Regions from separate parts of the Homo sapiens genome. Here regions 1 and 3 are each linked to region 2. A link is a loop called in an ENCODE intact Hi-C map of the cell type or tissue named here. Cell type or tissue: Caco-2. All regions are shown on one strand.

Region 1 (2,500 bases), 66 kb before region 2:
TACAGCACCCACTTCTACAGTCGTCCACACTATTTATTGAGCGTCTACCCTGGGCCAGGCATCCTTCCTAATGTACTGGGGTACCACACTGATAAAAGGGCCAGGGGTCTCCATTCTCACAGAAGCCTAGTTCTAGTGGAGGAACCAAACAGTGAACAACTAAGCAAAATAGAGAACTGAAATTCCCATGGAGAGAAGAAGTGCGATCCCAAAACTAGAGCAGGTGGGACGATAGGGAGTATGGGGTGGTACACACGCTATCCACACCCCATCTCCACACGGGCGGCAGAGCAGTGTCCAGCTTTGGAGAGAGCAGCTCGGCTGGACCCAAGCATCACCAGGTCTGCAGCTCAGCAGCCGTTTCTATGAACCCTGCAAACTGGAGCAAGTGGCACTTTGGGTGGAAAAGATCCAGCTGAGTGCAGCGAGCAGTGGAGGAAGCCGGGCTGTGATTGGACAGCTGAGGGCCAAGTATGGCTATGATTGGACAGCTGAGAGCCAAATACGGCTGTGATTGGATAGCCGAGGAAGCCGGGCTGTGATTGTACAGCCGAGAGCCAACCACTTACATGTCTTCTAAGCCTGGATGAGGGGCAGAAAGTGCTGATTATGCTGGAATTTTTTTTTTTTTTTTTTTTTTTTTTTGAGACAGAGTCTTGCTCTGTCGCCCAGGCTGGAGTGCAGTGGCGCGATCTTGGCTCACTGCAACATCCGCCTCCCGGGTTCAAGCAATTCTCCTGCCTCAGCCTCCCGAGTAGCTGGGATTACAGGCACCCGCCACCACACCCAGCTAATTTTTTGTATTTCAGTAGAGACGGGGTTTCACCGTGTTGCCCAGGCTGGTCACGAACTCTTGAGCTCAGGCAATCCGCCCGCCTCGGCCTCCCAAAGTGCTGGGATTAAAGACTTGAGCCACAGCACCCGGCTGATGCTTGAATTTTCTAGGTATTTTTTCTATCAATTATTTTTGTCTATACAGACAAAGATACAGTGATGGGAAATTACGCCCAAAAATCTCCAAAGATAATTTCGTGCCTTTGCTCTCACAACCACAAACATCCATACAATTTGAACTTTGTCCCCAAGCGAGATAATGCCATCCTGGGTGACGTGACCTATTTGCAGTCCCTTCGCTCCAGCCGCTATTGCAGCGCGTGGCTTCTAAAATCTCAGCGAGTGTCAGCAGGTGAGACTGAGGCATTTTCCCCGTTTGTTTCCAGCTACGATGCAATGACCGCCTCTTTTCAGTGGTCCCTTGAGAAGCCACTGTGCCGCTTCTTCCCGCTCAGCGGGCGGTAAGGCCTGTATGTGCAGTGTGGGTCTCTCAGCAGCTGCTCCTGCTGGAAACTTCTCCACTGTCTTTGGAAAGGGTTTGCTGGAAAGCTATAGACAGACAGACTGGAAAGGTACTCGATATGATGAAGGGAGAACATCTTATAAAGACAAGCATTGAAGGTTATTGCTTAAGTTTTGACTAAAAATGCATATACACATTTTGTATATATGCATGTCCATATATACATATGTGAATATAAGATATGTATATATATTCATATAGCCATATGTGAATATAAATAGAGACATGTATATATAGACATGCATATATACAAAATGTATTATAGGCTCATTGTGTGTGTGTGTGTATATATATATATATATATAGAGAGAGAGAGAGAGAGAGAGAAAGAAAACTAACTCTTCACTGGACATAGAATTGGTGGGAGGAAAGGGGTATGTTTACTCTTTTTATTTCATGCACCTATATACTACTTCTATACTTTAAAGAAGAATATCTAATTTAAGAAGAATACAATTTTTAAAGAAAACTACACTTTTATAAAGGAATTGTTGTAGAAAGAACTCTGTAAGGTAAGCTAAGCCCCCCACCTACCCTCCAGGCTGCCCATTCTCCTGGTTGAGCTGCTGCCCAGGGCCGCCCTCCAGAACCCCCACCCCAGTGGGTTATAAAGAAACTGAATGCCAGCTCAGGTACCAGATGCCGTCACCTGAGACAGCAGCAGCTGCAGGGAAGCCGCTTCCACGACTCCAGCCCTGTGCTTGCGACAGAGGCCAACTCTCATCCCCGCCAGCCCCACGGGCGAGTCAGGCCACCATCGAGGCACATGTGGGCACTGCAGTGTGAGTCCCGGCTCATCACCAATCATTTAGGCCCCAGCTCACTTCCCCTCCTGGCTGGCAACTCCTTTTGTCCTGACCTGTTTATGATGAGCTGTAAAGAAGCACACAGTGGGATTGGGCCCTGGGATGAACCCTGGCAGACAGCTGGCTACATGGCAATCCTGCCCTCAGAAGTATTTCCCGAATTCTGCACTTTAGACACGGGAAGACGTGTGACAAATGCCAGCCAGGGCCCCTCCCCTTGGCCTAAATGCCATGGCTCAGGGCCAGCCTGTGTGGCAGGGAGTGTGACTGGGCATGGTGTCCCAGATGGTCAGCCACCCTCTCTCGGGCAGGTAACCACACACCTATGTGTCCCACT
Region 2 (2,500 bases):
CGTGGTGGCTCAGGCCTGTAATCCTAGCACTTTGGGAGGCCTAGGCGGGCGGATCACGAGGTCAGAAGCTCAAGACCAGCCTGGCCAACATAGTGAAACCCTGACTCTACTAAAAATACAGGAAGATGAGCTGAGCATGGTGGCGGGCACCTGTAGTCCAAGCTACTCGGGAGGCTGAGGTAGGAGAATCTCTTGAAGCTTGGAGGCAGAGGTTGCAGTGAGCTGAGATCTCACCACTGCACTCCAGCCTGGGAGACAGTGGGAGACTCCGTCTCAAAAACAAGACAAAACAAAACAAAATACAGAATAGTATATAGGTGCATCCAGTAAAAAAAGGATACACGCCCCTTTCCTCTCAGAAATTTAATTATCTAGAGAAGAGTTTGATGTCTCTCTCTCTCCCTAGATATATATTTACACACACACACAATGAGCCTATATTTTATATATATGCATGTCCATATATACATGTATCTATTTATATTCATGTATACATATGCATATGTATACGATTTTTCATACATGTTATGTTTAGTCAAAACTTAAGCAATAACCTTCAATGCTTGTCTTTACAAGATGTTCTCCCTTCATCATATCAAGTACCTTTCCAGTCTGTCTTTCTACAGCTTTCCAGCAAATCCTTTCCAAAGTCAGTGGAGAAGTTTCCAGCAGGAGCAGCTGCTGAGAGACCCACATTGCACATACAGGCCTTACCGCCCGCTGAGCGGGAAGAAGCGGCACAGTGGCTTCTCAAGGGACCACTGAAAAGAGGCGGTCATTGCACCGTAGCTGGAAACAAACGGGGAAAATGCCTCAGTCTCACCTGCTGACACTCGCTGAGATTTTAGAAGCCACGCGCTGCAATAGCGGCTGGAGCGAAGGGACTGCAAATAGGTCACGTCACCCAGGATGGCGTTATCTCGCTTGAGGACAGAGTTCAAATTGTATGGATGTTTGTGGTTGTGAGAGCAAAGGCACGAAATCTTTGGAGATTTTTGGACATAATTTACTATCACTGTGTCTTTGTCTGCATAGACAAAAATAATTGATAGAAAAAATCCCCAGGAAATTCCAGCAGCATCAGCACTTTCTGCCGCTCATCAAGGCACAGGAGACAAAGAGGTACTTGGCCCTCAGCTGTCCAATCACAGGCCGGCTTCCTTGGCTGTCAAGTCACAGTCGTACTTCGCTGTCACCTGTCCAATCACAGCACGGCTTCCTCGGCTAATCACTGCACGCAGCTGGATCTTTTCCACCCAAAGAGCCACTTGCTCCACTTTGCGGGGCTGGCAGAAAGGGCTGCTGAGCTGCAGACCTGGTGATGCCTGGGTCCAGCCGAGCTGCTCTCTACAAACCCGGGTGCTGCTCTGTCACCCATGTGTAGATGCGATGTGGATAGCGTGTGTACCTGCCCCATACTCCCTATCATTCCATCTGCTGCTCTAATTTTGGGATCGCACTTCTTCTCACCATGGGAATTTGAATTCTCTGTTTTGCTTAGTTGTTCACTGTCTGTTTCCTCCACTAGAACTAGGCTTCTGTGAGAATGGAGACCCCCGGCTCTTTTATCAGTGTGGTACCCCAGTACCTTGGGAAGCATACCTGGTCCAGGGTAGACGCTCAATAAATAGTGTGGATGACTGTAGAAGTGGGTGCTGTATCCCAGGCTGCAGAGGGCTCATGGGAAAGGAAAAGGACCTACGAACTTGGAAAATAAAAAGGATGTGTGTGTGCATGTGTGAGTGTGTGTGTGCACAGTTCACACGAGTGTGTTCTGAACCAGGACCTACACGATCCCCCTGACTATGAGAGTGGAACAGGCCAGATTCTCCGCACTCGGGCTCACCTAGCTTTGTCGCCCTGATAGAAAGAGTGGAAGACAGTGATCAGTCACAGAGCTGCTGCTCTCCTTCACTCTGGTGCAAAATGAGGGTGCCTTAGCCCAATCAGATGCTGCTGTTCAGGGGCCCTGCAGACCCTCGACAGTCTTGGATGAGTAGTCAGGCCACTCACATGCCCCAGGTGGAGACGTGGGCTGAGAGAAAGACCCAGAATCCCAGGACATCACCAGCAGCTTCAACCACGCCATGGAGGCTGGGAGGATTCACAAATGGTGTGAGGATGGGAGTATTTCCAGCCAGCCTTGCTTTCCAGACCCCTCAATGGGTCTGCCCTCTCTGATAAGTAATGGAAATTAGCTAAGGGTCTTGGCTGAGGGCCTGACACAGCCAACTGGCCCCAAAGCTTTTTCTCTGATTGGCTCTCTGGGTTCTCCTTGGCCGAGGAAGAAGCCAGAGCCCCAAATGCCCGCTCAGCTCAGGAGGTGGCCTGTCTAGCCAGGGGAAGGCGGAGTGGTCAGCCCCTGCCAAGATTTAAGATGCTTTGGAACATTTGCTAAGAGAAAATACTCTCTCAAGCCATGGTTGTATTTACACAAATTGTTCTTCCTTAAACACACACACACACACACACACAGCATGAGTACATTTATTTCCAAAGT
Region 3 (2,500 bases), 150 kb before region 2:
CCTCAAATATCTTCCAGCCACCACATTTTAGCCCTTGAGGAGAGCTCAGTTCCGGAAGGACGCGTCAAGGTGGCGGTGGTCGGCATTGACTCAGGAAGGGGTGGGAAGAGGCACCTGCTGCGGCTGCGGCTGCGGCTACAGTGTTTTGTGAGCTCCGAGGAGACCCAGTCCTGCCTGGGGCAGCACATCATCGCTGCTTCTTCAGCTCAACAGTTCGTTCATCTCACGCCTCTTGCTGGCCTGTTAGAAACTGGGAGTCGGCCTCAGGCTAGCTTTGCTGAGGGAACTCTGCCTCAGTAAAAGCGAATTCATGTCTTGCAAGCGGGTAAAGCATTTGGATAAATGAACAACAGGGAATGCTACTTGCAGTAACAGTTTGAATTCACTGAAATGCTTTTGTCTTTAGCGCAGTGGTTGTAGTGGTTTGTCAGGGGAGAAGGAAACCCACATCATTTGAGCACCTGACCTTGCCATCCCCGTAGGCAGGTCCATGAGACATAAGTGATGCTCCTCCTTGGCTAAGTGCATGGAGGAACCAATCGCTGAAGCTCATGAAACCACGAAGATGAGGACACAAGAACTAGGTAACGCGCTGTGCCCTCTGCTAGCGCGATCCTTCCTTTCTCCCCACAACCAGCGGTCACCCACCTCTGCCTGCCCCTATGTCTCTGGCTCCCCCACCCTCCCTCCCAGGTCTTCAGCACTTTCCTCTTCTCGTGACTCATCTTGCATCTACTTCTTGTGTATCTTGCATTGGATATGCCAAAGTTCTTTCCTTTTTTGTGTTTTCTTTCTTTTAATAATATAAACTCCAAAATAGATTGTTTGATTCTTTTCATGTGGAACATTTAAAATATTATTTGTGCTTTATTACTTCTGAGAGTAATTGATTCTTTAAACATTGTCGGAGCTGTTAGTGTTGGTTAAAAGTTCATCTTCAGATACGGAACTGAACACAGCCCTGCTTCATTCACCGAGTTGGTTTGGGAGCAGGTGGAGTCATCTTAGTTCAAACCCCATCAAACAGGAGGCTGTTGTCCCGGCCAGCAGGTGGCGCACACCGTCAAGGTTTGTTTGGTGGATGGTTGAAGACAGTTTAAGAAGCCCAGCATTCGCTTCTATTCCCTTTGTATTTTCTCAGCTGAATTAACACCTATATTTCTGAGCTATGGTTAAGAGGGACAGTGTGACATAAATAACAAAAACACATTTTGCCATTTGGAATTTTCACATGCACTTATCTTAACTCCCCAGATCTTGAGATTATTTCTCTCAGATATTTTCTTTTGCTAATCTTTACATGAGTAATATTTTCAATGTGAAGACAAAGATATTCTTTCTACATTCCTTGTCCAGCATTATGCACATGAGGTTATATAATATTTGCTGATAGTTAATTAAAATCAACACATCTTTGGGATGGGCCGTAGGAGCGTAGAGGTAAGGAGATTGGGATGAAAAGGAAAGAAAAAGCTTCCAAGAGTAATTTTTACGTAGTAATTACCACAATTCCCATGGCCCAGGACTCTAAACTCACCAAGTCAGCGGCCGTGGAAGATCTAGACTGATGGCCACTGTGGGACACGAGCTTATGAAAGACGAATGTTGGTGGGACAGATCATAGCACTTATTCATTACTGATAACCACATTCGGGGATGGGAATTTGGACCTGATCTACTCAGTCAGTACAATTTTGGGGGAAATATCACAGCCAGTGTCGAGAATGCCATGTAGGCGATAATCATATGATAATTCTGAATTGGAGAAAAAATAATGAAACCACAATAATCAGGCTTTACATCATTTTTCATCTTGGAGCTTTTGTGTTTCCATAAAGGTAGAACAGGCACTGAGCGAAGGTTGTGCCATCACCACCTTCCCCGAGGCCAGCCAGAAGGAGCCGAGCATGGATAAGAAGGCGACCATCATCCGGTTTTCTTTTATTTATTTATTTATTTATTATAATTTAAGTTCTAGGGTACATGTGCACAATGTGCAGGTTTGTTACATATGTATACATGTGCCATGTTGGTGTCCTGCTCCCATTAACTCGTCATTTACATTAGGTATATCTCCTAATGCTATCCTTCCCCCCTCCCCCCTCCCCACGACAGGCCTGGGTGTCTGATGTTCCCCTTCCTGTGTCCAAGTGTTCTCATTGTTCAATTCCCACCTCTGAGTGAGAACACATCATCCGGTTTTCTAATGGTGACGTGAAGAAGATCAAACCCAGTCGGAGAGTGGTGTGTACAATGGATCTTTTTTGAAAAAAGATCTGTCTTTTTTTAAAAGAAATCAAAACTAACTCAGTTATTAGGAACGATTTTGCACATCTGTACCCCCTTTCCTCTGGGTGTTCAGGATGGGTTGGTGGGGACGAGCAGAGCACAGGCTGTGGAGGCGGGCAAGGCTCTCTATGAGCCAGGCTGTTCTGCTTCCTCGGTGCACTCAGGCAAGTGAGACCCTGTTGTCAAGACCCTCCGATCTGCACGGTGACAC

What was found. A loop is a pair of places that touch in the nucleus more often than their neighbours do. Peaks named below come from ENCODE experiments on the same cell type or tissue, not always from the same donor. Only the 100,000 strongest peaks of a DNase experiment are listed, where the experiment ranks them.
Region 1: it touches region 2 in a loop (9-fold over the local background); 52 of 110 quality-filtered maps call a loop at or near these places.
Region 3: a loop joins it to region 2, with 7 times the contacts of the local background. A loop is called at or near these places in 6 of 110 quality-filtered maps.

Annotation. Positions count from the first base shown.
Region 1 is chr6:167,285,123-167,287,622 of GRCh38, reverse strand. It overlaps a transcript of UNC93A not described here. Among named protein-coding and RNA genes, the nearest start is that of UNC93A, 4.9 kb to the left of the region's middle. RefSeq lists an enhancer at 1-84. In Caco-2, no CTCF peak of the experiment used is centred here; no DNase peak of the experiment used is centred here.
Region 2 is chr6:167,218,867-167,221,366 of GRCh38, reverse strand. No RefSeq gene overlaps it. Among named protein-coding and RNA genes, the nearest start is that of HPAT5, 8.2 kb to the left of the region's middle. RefSeq lists an enhancer at 1-46. In Caco-2, no CTCF peak of the experiment used is centred here; a DNase peak (open chromatin) is centred at 1,166; H3K4me3 peaks cover 832 bases.
Region 3 is chr6:167,370,550-167,373,049 of GRCh38, reverse strand. No RefSeq gene overlaps it. Among named protein-coding and RNA genes, the nearest start is that of TTLL2, 47 kb to the right of the region's middle. In Caco-2, CTCF peaks have their summits at 962 and 1,165; no DNase peak of the experiment used is centred here.